2 separate regions of the Homo sapiens genome follow, and region 1 is linked to region 2. Evidence: read pairs that join two places in POLR2A ChIA-PET (ENCODE). Cell type or tissue: B cell. All regions are shown on one strand.

Region 1 (2,500 bases), 130 kb after region 2:
TTGTAGTGAGCCGAGATTGCACCACTGCACTCCAGCCTGGGCGACAGAGTGAGACTCTGTCTCAAAAGTCAAAGTAGGACCATTACCAACCATGATGATGATGCTGACCAATGGCAGCTATTGCTGCAGCACCTGCTCTGAGCCAGGCCTGCACTTGGTGTTTGAGAGGTGGGTATGGGTATAATTCTCATTTTAGAGAGGGGAAACTGAGGCACCGTGAAGTTAAATGACTCATTCAAGCTCCTCTAGCTGGAAAGTGGGAAATCAGGACTCAGACCCAGAGAGCCTGACCCCAGCTGGTGTCCAAGTTCAAATTCCTTGCTGTTCTAGCTCCCTGGTCACTAGGAGTGCAGAGGTTATCCCCCACAACTGCTCAGGGGCCTGAGAACATTAAGGGCTGAGGGCAAGCCTACCCCCAACACCTTGGGTAAATACAGATTCCAACCTCACTCTGCGCCCACAGCCTGCTCCTCTCCACCTCCCCAGCCAGACCATGGTCCTACTACCTTGCCCCGCCCCAGGGGGTACCACAGGGACCCCTTCAAGACACCTGAGCAGGTGGACAAGTCTCTCCTGGATCACAGGGCCCCCAGCCACCCAGGTCAAGCCCACCCTGAGGTTGAATGCAGGATTGGGAAGCTGCCTGGCCTCCCCTGCCTCCCTGTGTGAACACAGACCACTTCCTCTCTCTGATCCTCCCTTCCTCCTCCGAAGCAAAAGGCTTCGATGAAACTCAGTCTCCTTTGTTCCCCTCCACCACCAACTGCCATGTGAGTCAAAATGGGTAAGGCAGGCTCTTCCTAGGCACATTTTTGTTTTAACAGGTGGCTCTGGTAACTGAAAGCCACTGCAAGCCCAAAGAAGTGCAGCTGGTGGGTTTTGTGTCAGGAAGACAAAAAGGAGGAGGGAGGAGGGAGATTCTGCAGCTGGAGAGGCCTCCCAGAGTCTACTGCAACCCCCACTCCAGTCCCCAGGAAGGAAACGCACCCCTGAGGGCCTGCTGTTACCAGCCAGGCACTGTACAAAAACCAATCAGCATGTCAGTTTCCCCAAGAACCCCAAGATCTTGGTTTTGTCACCCCATTTTACAGAGGGGGAAGCTGAGTTTCAGGAGTTGTCTACCTGAGGTACCCTAGCTGCTAAGCGGCAGGCAGGAATTCAACCCCAGTACATCTGAAGCCCAGGGCTAATGCACTGGCCCACCCTGCCACCCTGATTCTAACTCTTCCCCCCACACTGCCCCCTCTTTTTTGCATAAAGTGGAATTGGCAAATGAGCAAAGCAATGAACAGCTTCTACTTGAGTGCAGGCAGATCTGGGTTCAAGTCTAGCTCTGCTGCTTGCCAGCTGTGTGACTTTGGCAAGTTCCCTCCCCTCTCTGAGTCTCAGTTTCCTCATAATAAGTGAAGTTAATAATAGGACAGGACCTTCCTCAGAGGGCTGACATAAACATTAAATGAGTCACTGTATGCAAAGCAGGACAGCGCCTCGTGCAGAGTAGACATTCAAATATGAGACAGAAAAGGCACATTGCTGATTTAGCCCCAATTCCCCTCTGCATCAGAGAGGGACAGTTTAGAAACTGCTGTCCCTTGGCCGGGTGCGGTGGCTCATGCCTGTAATCCCGGCACTTTGGGAGGCTGAGGTGGGCGGATCACCTGAAGTCGGGAGTTCGAGACCAGCCTGGCCAACAAGGAGAAACCCCGTCTCTACTAAAAATACAAAAAATTAGCCGGGCATGGTGGTGCATGCCTGTAATTCCAGCTACTTGGGAGGCTGAGGCAGAAGAATCACTTGAACCTGGGAGGCGAAGGTTGCAGTGAGCCGAGGTCGTGCCATTGCACTCCAGCCTGGGCAACAAGAGCGAAACTCTGTCTAAAAAAAGAAAAAAAGAAAGAAACTGCTGTCCCAGCCTGTACCTGTTCACTTGCCAGTCTACAGCTTCAAGGCTCTCAGATTTTGTGTAGCCCTGGCAAGTCCCTCCACTCCCTAAGCTTCAGTTTCTTCATCTGTAAATGGGGATGAAGACCCATGCCTTGTCAAGTCGTCCAGAGGATTCCGTGAGATAAAAGTTACTAGCCGGGCACAGTGGCTCACACCTGTAATCCCAGCGCTTTGGGAAGCCAAGGTGGGAGGATCACCTGAGATCAGGAGTTCGAGACCAGCTGGCTAACGTGGTGAAACCCTGTCTCTACTAAAAATACAAAAATTAGCCGGGCGTGGTGGTGGACGCCTGTAATCCCAGCTACTCCGGAGGCTGAGGCAGAAGAATGGCTTGAACTCGGGAGGTGGAGGTTGTAGTGAGCCAGGATCACACCACTGCACTCCAGCCTGGGCAACAGAGTGAGACTGCGGCACACGCCTGTAGTCCCAGCTACTTGGGAGGCTGAGGCAGGAGGATCGCATGAACCCAGGAGGCAGAGGTTGCAGGGACCCAAAATCTTGCCACTGCACTCCAGCTTGGGCGACAGAGTGAGATTCTGGCAAAAAAGAAAAAGTC
Region 2 (2,500 bases):
AGGGTTTTGTCATGTTGCCCAGGCTGGTCTTGAATTCCTGAGCTCAGGCAATCCACCCACACTGGCCACCGAAAGTGCTGGATTACAGGCGTGAGATACTGCACCCGGCCCACTAAACATTTTGAAATGGTTAATTTTATGTCAACTTTACCTCCTTTTTTTTAAAGAGTAACCTAGGGCCAGGCGTGGTGGCTCACGCCTGTAATCCCAGCACTTTGGGAGGCCAAGGCAGGTGGACCACAAGGTCAGGAGTTCAAGACCAGCCTGGCCAAGATGGTGAAACCCCATCTCTACTAAAAATACAAAAATTAGCCGGGTGCAGTGGCAGGCACCTGTAATCCCAGCTACTCAGGAGGCTGAGGCAGGAGAACTGCTTGAACCCGGGTGGCCAAGGTTGCAGTGAGCCAAGATTGTGCCACTGCACTCCAGCCTGGGCGACAGACTGAGACTCCGTCTCAAAAAAAAAGAGTAACCTAGATCTTTAGTCTGCTAAAATCTGTTAGTGACCACACTACATGAAAGAAGATATAATTTTATTTCTTTTTTTCTTTTCTTTCTTTTTTTTTGAGACAGGTTCTCACTCTGTCTCCCAGGCTGGAGTGCAGTAACGCCATCTCGGCTCACTGCAACCTCACCCTCCTGGGATCAAGCAATTCTACCTCAGCCTCCCAAGTAGCTGGGATTACAGGGATTACAGACACGTGCCACCATGCTCAGCTAATTTTTGTGTAAAGACAGGGTTTCACCATGTTGGCCAGGCTGGTCTCGAATTCCTGACCTCAAGTGATCTGCCCGCCTCCGCCTCCCAAAGGGCTGGGATTACATGCATGAGCCAATGCACCCGGCCTTTGTTTTGTTTTGTTTTAAAAAGACAAGGCGTCACTCTGTTGCCCAAGCTGGAGTACAGTTGTGTGATCACAGCTCACTGCAGCATCAAACTCCTGGGCTCAAGCGATCCTCTGGCCTCAGCCTCCTGAGTACAAGCAAGCACCACCATGCCCAGCTAAGAGAGGATATAATTTGAGTCATTATGCTTGATTAGGAAACTGCTTGAAATTGCTCTGAGGGGGTGACATTATCAAGTCATATTACAAGGACAAGCTAATTCAGAATTAGCAGAAGTAAACAATGGATAACTCTGGTCTTAAAATATGGTCCCAGGAATAATCTTCATTTTTTTATAGATGGTATCTTGTGTGCACTTTATGATAATTTTGTGTGGTTTGCAGCAGGGTGCTAACATTCTAAAAAAGTTCAGTTTTCTCATCTGTAAAAATGAGCATAATACCACCTACTCGAACAGGGTGATTGAGCAAAGAATGAGATGATGTCAGGAATATAAAGAACCTAGTATAATGCCTGACATATTTATCAGGCTCAATATATCGTGGTAGCCATTATTATTTGTAATTGCAATAGCAATGGGAAATTGACCAGCCAGTCTCAGTCTCCAATTCTTAACTACAGTATAGGCCAAACACTGCAGAGGCATGTCCTCCACAAATTCTTATGTTGAAGTCCTAATGCCCAATTCCTCAAAATGTATCCTTACTTGGTCACTGCAGATGTAGTAAGTTAAGATGAGGTTATATGGAGTAGAGTGAGCAGCTAATTCAATATAACTGTGTCCTTATAAAAAGGGGAAACTTGGACAAAGGCTTACAACACAGGGAGAATTCCACATGCCATGTGAAGGCAGAGATCTACAAGCCAAGGAACATCAAAGACTGCCAGCAAACCAAAAAAAAAAAAAGCCAGGGGAGAGGCATGATACAGATTCTCTCTCACCACCCTTAGAAGGAACCAACCCTGCTGACACCTTCATCCCAGACTTCCAGCCTCTAGAATTCAGAGATAAGAAATCACTGGGTTTAAGCCACTCGGTCTGTGGTACTTTGTTATAAAGCCCTGGCAAACTAATAAACTTACTTACCTATAGTTGTCTTAAGAATGTAAATATCTCGAAGGGGAGACTATCTTTACAACGTTATATCTTTTGTATCTTTACAGAGCAGGTACTCAGTAAATATCTGTGGGACAAATCTGTCCTACTATATGTTATGTCATTTTTCTATTTCAGTAAATGACAACTCCATTCTTCCTGTTGCTTGGGCCCAAAACCTGGAGTCATCCCGAATGCCTTCCCTTTTCCCAAAATCCTCATCCAATCTGTCAGTACATCAGCTCTACCCTTAAAATATATCCAGAATCTGACCATTTTCACAGTATCCTTAGCTATCACCTTTGTCCAAGCCACAACTATCATCTCTCATCTGGATTAAGCGCAAAAGTTCCCATCTCACAGCTGTAGCGACCCATTCAGAAGCTCTGAGTTGGCCGGCACAGTGGCTCACGCCTGTAATCCCAGCACTTTGGGAAGCCAAGGCAGGCAGATCACCTGAGGTCAGGAGTTCAAGACCCGCCAGGCCAACACAGTGAAATCCTGTCTCTACTAAAAATGCAAAATTAGCCTCAAAAAAAAAAAAAAAAAAAAAAGAAG

The links. Peaks named below come from ENCODE experiments on the same cell type or tissue, not always from the same donor. Only the 100,000 strongest peaks of a DNase experiment are listed, where the experiment ranks them.
Region 1: POLR2A ChIA-PET joins it to region 2 with 10 read pairs; 8 of 35 experiments call an interaction of 5 or more read pairs at or near these places.

The regions. Positions count from the first base shown.
Region 1 is chr20:44,645,559-44,648,058 of GRCh38, forward strand. The region is part of intron 1 of ADA (adenosine deaminase); the gene reads right to left. Among named protein-coding and RNA genes, the nearest start is that of ADA, 4.9 kb to the right of the region's middle. RefSeq lists cis regulatory regions at 1-56, 745-772, 1,156-1,751, silencers at 353-432, 2,309-2,477 and enhancers at 494-1,747, 563-662, 596-1,111, 2,500. In B cell, no CTCF peak of the experiment used is centred here; DNase peaks (open chromatin) are centred at 723 and 1,463; H3K4me3 peaks cover 690 bases; H3K27ac peaks cover 1,001 bases.
Region 2 is chr20:44,515,845-44,518,344 of GRCh38, forward strand. The region is part of intron 1 of SERINC3 (serine incorporator 3); the gene reads right to left. Among named protein-coding and RNA genes, the nearest start is that of SERINC3, 5.0 kb to the right of the region's middle. In B cell, no CTCF peak of the experiment used is centred here; no DNase peak of the experiment used is centred here; H3K27ac peaks cover 972 bases.